Regions from separate parts of the Mus musculus genome. Here region 2 is linked to region 1. A link is a contact called in ENCODE Hi-C or POLR2A ChIA-PET data. All regions are on one chromosome and are shown on one strand. The core of a region is the stretch at or near the end of the contact, and the rest is flanking DNA. Distances in the headings are between cores, read along the strand shown. Region 1 has its middle 3.4 kb from the start of Gm35464. Region 2 holds the start of Klf6 (Kruppel-like factor 6).

Evidence for each region. A loop is a pair of places that touch in the nucleus more often than their neighbours do. ChIA-PET counts read pairs that join two places held with the same protein, here RNA polymerase II (POLR2A).
Region 2: a map of heart shows a loop between it and region 1 (4-fold over the local background). The contact joins the promoter of Klf6 here to the enhancer-like site in region 1. A Hi-C loop is called at or near these places in 1 of 37 maps with a recorded cell type or tissue (heart). POLR2A ChIA-PET finds 5 or more read pairs at or near these places in 4 of 5 experiments (Patski and embryonic stem cell).

Annotation. Positions count from the first base shown.
Region 1 is chr13:5,824,651-5,828,891 of GRCm38, reverse strand. No RefSeq gene overlaps it. Among named protein-coding and RNA genes, the nearest start is that of Gm35464, 3.4 kb to the left of the region's middle. Within about 2 kb of position 2,536, at least 1 of the 3 ENCODE cell types and tissues checked has a DNase peak (open chromatin) inside an H3K27ac peak, as active enhancers do; it is heart, where a contact is called at or near this core.
Region 2 is chr13:5,860,056-5,864,517 of GRCm38, reverse strand. It overlaps Klf6 (Kruppel-like factor 6), which reads right to left and starts at 3,029. Exons shown (of 4, transcript NM_011803.2): 1 at 2,676-3,029. The coding sequence starts at 2,879.

The DNA.
Region 1 (4,241 bases), core at 1,287-3,786:
ATCCATTTAGATACTGTGATATAGGGATGTCAACATCATGATTTTTGCAAATATACTTCCTTTCTGAAGGGATAGAGTAAAACATGTAAATATTTCCTAAGGCAGCTCATAAATCAGTGCTATATTTAGAAATATGACCAATAAGTTACAGTTATGTGCAAATAAATTATGAGTATATTCTTCTAAGGCATGATAGTACCCCATGATTTTCTGGAAGACAGACAGCTGTGACTTTTTTTTTTTTTGATGTTTTTAGCAACTTTTGTGCTGTACAAAAAATTTTGCATATATCATAAATTCCACTGGAAGCACCTAAAGAGGACATTTGTTCCTGACGAATCTGTACTTGTCATCTGGTCATCTGCTTTCAAGGCTGCCCTATTTGATTCCAGGATGCCAATCAGACTGGGCAGAGATATGAAATGCTTACATAACATAAACTTTAGGCATCTCTTCTTGCATCAAAAATAATAAGTAAATGGATAAACAAGTAAATAAAGTAATATTAAAAATATAGTAACAGTATTTTCTCTGAAACCACCGTGCTATCTTTCCTACTCCTTCTTGTTCCCTCCCTTCCTCTCTTCTCTTCCCTCCCTATCTGTTTGCCTCCTCAAATGTTATGTGAATCCCTTCCAGGAGAGCCCATGCTTTTGTTATGACATTATTATTATTGTTATTATTATTATTTTTCAATTTCTTACTCATTTCTCTCTTCTGAGTTGAACTTTGCTTCTTGATGTCTACATTCGGTCTATTAAATATAGTGTTTGACATAAATTAAAAGACTCTTAATGTTTCTACTGTTAAAGATCCATCAGCACAAAGAAATGAAACAAACAGGTTTCAAGTAAGAGGAACAGCCTCTTGCAACAGCGATCACCTTAAGGTCTGATGATCTGGACTTCTTTTCTTAGTGGATGCTTATGGGGTGTTTCTCTGGGTCATAATTCTGTTTCTTTGTGTGAGTCTTTGTTTAAAAAGGATTGTCGCATATTCTTATTCTAAACAGAATTAGTTTCTGAGAAGTTCAACAATTCTTTTCTCTTCCTTGAAAAGTGATTTAGTGAGCTATCAGCTACTCTGATTAGATAGTTGGCCAAATGGGCCCCGGATTAAGCTCAACCTCCAGCCTTGTGATCTTCAAACAGACTAGATGAAAAGAAAGGTGTCCTGGTCACAAAGCCTCCGTTGTAATGGGAATAGAGATTGTGTCACAATGGAGAGTCTTAATAGATGGCAAGAACTATCATTGATCTGTAATCCTTTGCTGTTCCCATGAGGAATAACAGATGTAGAAAAGCCTTTCTATTCCTGTATATCTCTAGGAGGGGAAGTTTTGATTCACTGTTTCAATTTAGATGTTATTTTTCTAAGTAGGACACAAAGATTTGAGGAGTGACTATAGAGTGCCTTATTATTGTCTTCTATTCAAGATTTGCTCAGACTTCTTATCTCATGGACACTCCTAAGAACAGCATGGACACAGACTCAGACTACGTACCTGTGAGATGCCAGAAAAGTCAGAGGCCAAGAAAAATTCCATGACTTCCTTCAGGCAACTTTACTGGTGAGGTGAGAATCTAGAACTGGACATGTTGTTTGCTATTGACTCCTTCCTAAGAGTCACATAATACATATAGTTTCTGTTCTACTTACTGGTCACTGTCCAAAAAACCAAAACCAGCCCCCCCCCAAAAAAAAACCCAAACAAACCAAAAACCCAAAAAATCTGAGACTTCATGGTTATTTTAGTTAACTGAGAAAAGAATCTTTAAATACACTTCATTCTGTCTCACATTGTATGATCATATGATTATAAATGTATCTGGTGATTCTGGATGCCAGGTAATAACTATTATTTAAATATTCCACATAAGAACAATATCTAAAATGGCCACCTGTTTTGTGTACTTATATACCCTATTATGTGGATACTTACATTTTAGTATTTAGATTTTTGTATTTGTTGTTCAGTTAACATCTGTTCTCACCTACAGCGAACATATTTTTAAAGAGAGACAGAAATACAAGTTGGACGGCTATCTCCTCTGTAAATCCTGCTTATTTTCACTATACTATCCAATCTTTTAGAAAGCTTTTTGGCTAACAAGCTGGTAATTTTATGTCATGATGTTTGTTTAGGTAAAAGATGAATATTTTATCTTCAAACCCGAAATCTAATACAGTACTCCTTACAGAAAAGCAATAACAGGAAATGTCAGTTAAAGCAGAGTTGACCATGAACTATAGATGCTGGAAAGTTGTAAAATAATTAAAGTACACTGTATCACTCTTATTTTTATCTTACGTGTCTGTGGCTAGATTCTATCACTCTGTTGAGTCTGTTTGATCTCTAACTAGAAGAAATTAAAGGGAAAGGAAACACCGAAACCCCTCTTGGATAGTCTAGTGAGGGCTGACGTGCAAGTGCCTCTCCCTCCTCGCAGAGATCTTCACTTACCCCTCTCCAAATCACCTTTATCTGGAATGGTCTGGCCAGAGCTCAGGAGCCAAATGCCTGGGCCATGAGATCATGAGGAAACCTTAGGGAGGAGGGGCATGGGTTGCTTAAGGGGGAGATAAAGTTTCAGAACGTGTGCGCAGGATTATGAAAAACCTTGGAATTTAGACTGAAATGTATGACTTCAGCAGACCTTTAACCCGAGGCTGCATTAGAAAAATTCAATTTACCCCAAACAAGCGTTAAAAAATGCAGAGTAGATGTCATATGGAAAGTGCAGGAGACAACAGCCTCTGGAATGGAATGAGGAAACTCTTTAAATTCAGAAAGGAATGAGGAACAGAAGGGTAAATCCAATGATAGAGAAATCGTGGCACACCAATGATACCCAAACTATGCACATTTACCCAGAGCCTTGCCTATTATTAAGGAGTTCAAGGATGCTTAATGTTAGCCTGGTGTTGGTTATGATTGGTTATGATTATGTATGTCATGTAGAAAGTTACCTTAACATGGATATCTATATTTTTGGCAGCAGGACAAATCAAAAATATATTATTCATACAGTGAACACTTTAAGTGACTTAGCCAAAGCTGGAAATACCCACAGGAAGCTGTAACAGGCACAGGACTAAGGTATCTTTGTGGGCTTAGCTGCTCCCATTACTTGAATAATTTGATGCCCACAGGCAGTGCTGAGCACAGTGGCTTTGGTTCAAGTCATAAGTAAATTGATGGTGAACTACATCTCTAGGACGTTCCCCCTGTAGGTCCCTCCTTAGTCTTATAGTGGATGAGGAAAACATGGAAGATTAGGTTGGAATTCTATCTGTCTGGTGGAATGAAGTGACTATTTCCATATCTATAGTTTTGGAAGATTTGTTTAAGAATTGGCAATTTCTCTACTACATTAGCACAGTTCCAAAAGAGTACCAATGAAATATTTATATTTCACAGTCCAACTAATCTCTGCTAGGGAGTCCTAGCCATGTATAATAGATTCACTTTCAAAGTTTTTCAAAGGGCAGAATCCAAGGTTGATTAGCTGTGGACCTGGCCTGCTTTGCCTCCACAAAGTACTTCTCTGGAGGCTCTGGTGTCTCGAAACCTGTTAAAATCAGAGTAAAGCCCTAGGCTCCATGCCAACACCTTCTGCCCACCAGGACCCTGAAAATATAAATTTCAGGATGCTTTTTAACTGGCCACTGCTGTTCTACTGTGTAGTAAGAGGAGATTAAGAAAACAAAACAAAACAAAACAAAACAAACATTTTAAAGGTAACCTTGGCTTTAGCTGACTATTAGAGAACATTACTTCGACTTTCTTTAAAGAATTCTTTTTTTTTTAAAGAAAACAGCATGTCTGCTGTTGTTATGTATCAAGCAACCTTTCTTCTAACATACCACCCCACATAGGTACTCACAGACAGACAGACAGACAGACAGACACACACACACACCCCTCTCTAAATTCAACCTATATTCTCTGTGGGTGAAGCTTCCGTAAAAATGAGAAAAACAGAGACAAGAGCTGAAAGGTAGCCGAGGAGTCGACCAGCAGCACCAGCAGTCAGGAGCAAGCTTTGGAAACACAATTGTGGAGTAAAGGAGAAGAGGGTCCAAGAGCTTGAACGGTGGACAAGGAAACAAAATCAGCTCAGAGAGGGTTAGAGACATTTGGTGAGCACCGCAGGATGGAAAATTCCAGCCTCATTCTCAGAGACTGTGCTGGAGTCACGCTTCAGGGTCTCAGGTCACAGGATTGCTCTCCTAGCACA
Region 2 (4,462 bases), core at 1,780-4,279, 35 kb before region 1:
GTGTTGGACCAATGGTCACAGTGAGTGATGATCACTAAGCCTGTTTTGTTGTTATAGTTACAAGTGTTGACATTTCTAATGACGATCCTGGTAAGCCACACAAAGAAAACCAGCCTTACACACATCACTCCCCCTCCCACCAACCTAACAGGTTTAACCAGATCCTCTGACAGTCTCTAGAACTATGAGCATCAATGAGAGAGCCCTAGCCATCCAAGAGTATTCACCCAACAGGACAGAAATATTGCACAGCGTGCAGTGTGGTCTGAAGACCCACTTGGGGGGCACAGCTGACAATATAGGGCTGGCTGTAGTCAGAGAACAGGCAGCAGATAGCTGTCTGTATTCACTTCATGGGCATCGATACATTTGAAAAGAAACCTCTCATTTTCTGTGTAGCTGGGACCTAAGAGATATACATATACATATGCATATATATATATATATATATATATATATATATGTATATATATATATATATATATGCGCACACACACACACACACACACACATATACACATGCATATTTTTAAATGTCATTTCCCAAGTCCAGGACTATGGATACCACCAAACTTTAATGATTTCTTTGCACTGGCCACAGGGAAACAAGAAACCTTGACAACAGAAGTGAATTCTTCCAGAGTAGCTATCTGCTATTGTAAAGGATGGAAAGGGGAAATTACTCCCTGGCCCTTCTGGGAGTCCCACAATGAACAAGGACTTTATCTCCTGGCCAAGGGTACAACAGTATGAGTCATCACTCCTTTTTCTTTCACGCAATGCCAAAGGAGACTTCCTTTTGAAATTCTGACCTGCAGCCAAATAAGGACCCGGCTCAAATATACATGCAGTGTGCCATAACAGGGTGCCCCTTCCCAGCCCTGCCACCAACCTTTCAAGGAGCTACACACTGCAGAGATCAGCAATCCCCTCTCCCCACCATCTCAAACTTTCTAGCCACTGGAAAAGAAAAACGGTAGGAAAGATTTTAGGATTCAATTATGTAGGCCCTGATTTTTCACTAGCTTTGCCTGCATGCCCATATAAGGCCGTCTGTGCCTCTGTGTATTCTATTCTACAGACAGAAATTTCGGCACTAAACTGCAACAAAAAAATGTTATCAGGGTACAGACCATCTTGAGCACAGGCTACCAGCAAAAGGGCTAAAGCTTACTAAACAATGTGCCTTCTATCACAGTATACACATCCTAAGTCCCGGCCTCACACAGCAAGCACAAGCAAGCTAAGGAAGAGGGGGTGCCTGTTTTCCATTTCCCCCCAAAATTCGATGTCTGTTACAGTGTGTACAGTATTAGGAATCGAAGCGGCGATACCTATTATTGATGTTCCAAAGAAATGGCGAAGACATTTATGAAGATCTTGTTAAACTTTAATCAACTGGCTAATTTAAAATCGCCAGTATGCTGATGAGCAGTGGGGACCTGATCGAAGCTCTCTGGGAGTTTAAAAGGCTCTGAAGGGGACCAGGAGCCAAGTCTGGCTAGTTGCCCAAATCCCAAATGCCTAAAGGAAACTACTAAGATCAATTTCAATCACGTCCCAGGGAGCAGCTTCTTTGAGGAGGAAAAATGGAGAGGGGGAGAGAAAGGCAGAGAGGATTGTGAACAATTAAGCCGGCATGGGGAGGTTTCAGCCAACACTTCGCTTTTCCTGGGTTTTAAAGCCTGGGAGGTTGTGAAACCGACGGAATTTATTTGATCTGCTAATTCACTTGGAGGAAAAAAAATACCCAGAAGGGTAGAGAGACGGCCACAGAATCATCGTTTTTAAAGACAATGGTGAAAGTGTTTGAGAATATTTTTGCCACTCACAGAATCCTATGACTTAGAAGGGGTAGGGGGTGTTTCTTTTATTCCGGTTGCCCCAAATTCTAGTTCCACTAAAATGCCGGAATTAGAGATTTTTCTTGCCCAAAGTAAGACCCGAAGCAACTAGGAATGGACTCATTGTCATATGACTGACAAGTCACTTGTGTGCAAACAGCACCCCCACACACACACACCCGCCGCGCAGTCAACAAGAAAAGCAGGTAAGAAAAACAAGGCAGGCATACGTGAATGATAAGAAATTATCCAGACGGAAAAGAAACTGCAAATGGCCTTGAATTCAAAAAGAACTACTGCGTTCCGCAAGCAAAATGTTAAGACTTTTAAATTTGGGACATACAAATATCAAAACAAAACCAAAATCCTTAAATCAAATCTTTTGGTAGTCAAGGCAAGCTCGTTCGTATGACAGGGTCCAGCTGTGGAGTTTGGAGCTGGTACAAACCCCAAACTTGTGCCAAGGGCTCAGGTCTGGATCGGTCAGAATAATTTGGGGTCCCCCCCCCCAGGTGTATGCTGCTCGTAAGCTCGGAATTAGCAAAACACGAAAAAAAAATGAAGAAATAAAAACGTAGTGGGAAGGAGAGCTCGCCTTCACACAAATGACAACTCTACTCCTCGCTCCCGAAGGCTCGCTCTACAGTGCCTTCATCATTCCAGGCAGCAGAAGGACATCTTAAGATCATTACTTTATATTTTTAATTAGGCAAATGCTAATCATCATTAAAAAGATGCACTTCCAAGCACACACCATCTTGCCTGCTCCTCCGCGCGACTCCCTCCTCGGCGTACCGGGCAGGTGAAAAAAAAAAAAAAATCCGTATTTACCTGTTGCCAATATTCCTCCAGGGACGGCAGAGCCGAGAAGTAGCCCGTTTCGTGCACAATCTGTAGTTCCTGGAAGATGCTACACATTGGGAGCACATCCATGTCGGGTTGGAAAAGACAGTCCTCGCTGTCGGGAAAACAGGGAGGTGAACGATCAGGAGTCCGAGCAGAAACTGTTCCCGGGAGCGCAGGTGAAAGTTTCATGCAAACTGGATGGCGCTGCAATCGGACGCCGGGTCCGGACCCTCCCGCAGCCCGCAGCGCGCCGAGCCCACGCAATATTTGCAAACAGCGGACTGACTGCAAGCGTAACCCCTGCAAAACTTCCCTATTCAAAGCTCCGCTGCCAGCCTCCCCCCTCCTCCCCCGCTTGGCTCCCCCCTTCTCCCCCCACGTGACCAGCTTGGAGCTCCGCCCCCCACGGTACCCAATCCTGCCGCTCCTGTACCCGGGGCTGCGCGACGATGATGTCAGCTCGCACCAATCGCCGGTGCGGACACACAGCGGCCCCGCCTGGCGTGACCGAGCCTCTTCATTAAAGGCCTCCTTATTGGTGCAATTCGAACTCGGCCTGCGCTGATTGGAAAGACGTCTCACAGGCTATTTTTAGCAGGGTATATAAGGCGAGGGCTACGGCGCACCGAAGGAGTCGGCGCTGGGAGGTGTACAGCCCAACGTTGCAGAAGTGCGGCCGGAGCGGCCGGAGCTGGGGGAGCCTAGCCGGGCAACCGGGCACCTGTCCCCGCCGCCCGGCTGCCCGGTTGCACCTTCTGATCCGGTCACACGGACCGGCACCCCCCAAAAAGACCAAAGATAGCAGACATATTCCCGATCCCCCTCATTTCCTCCCGCTGGGTTCCCGTGTTCCCGGATCCTTCCCTGACCCTCCATTCTCCTTGGTCCCTTGATTTCTCTCTTTGTTCGGAGTCCCCTCCATACTCAGAGATGCAGAGGTGCCCCGGGGTGGGCGCAAACGTGCCCGCAGGTTTCCCTGTGGCGATGGGACAATAAGACCGAACAGCAGGGGGACTTGGTACTCCAGAGTCACTGTGTGGTAGTTTCTGTCTAGGACGGAGGATGACAGGAGCCTGAGACCAAAATACCCCCACTTCTTACGCAGGCAGAGAGGGGGAAACGGTAGAGCATCTCAAAAGCCCCCTACCTGACCAGTGTGTCAAAAACACTCAGTTCTCAGGAATGAATTTTACCCACTCAAAAGTTGAAAATGCAGCTTTTAAGATCGCATCCGTGACCTGGCGCCATGGCCACACTGTACTTGGAGACCTGGACATTCACAGCTTAAAACTCCCCTTTTTCTTGTTGCACAGTTTTAATTCAAAGAAGATGCAGATTTTGCTGCTAATGGGGTTTAAATCTGTTTATCTCGTAGAAGGCAGTCTCGGAGATGTCTCACCAAGGTTAACAGGCTTTCCCATGGATGTGTAAACAATTCAAATTAGGTTGAAGATGACAATTTTTTTCATACAAATTATCTACCAAAGCACACCATGATATCTAAAAAAAAAAAAAAAAAAAACGAGCGACTAAAATTTTTGAATAAAAATCCAATTATAACAACTTCGAATATAATTTTTAATGAATAGTATCCTTTTAAAAGTTGTCAAGTACGTAAAATAAGCTGAGGGGAGTTTTTCTGTTTAATTTACGAAGTCTAGAAGAGAAGCATGTGCCAGAACCATAGGCTTGTCAGGTTTGTAGGCCTATGTATGGGGGCGAAGATGGGAAAAGTTATCTCACGTGCCTATTGTATGGAAGAGATGGAGGTG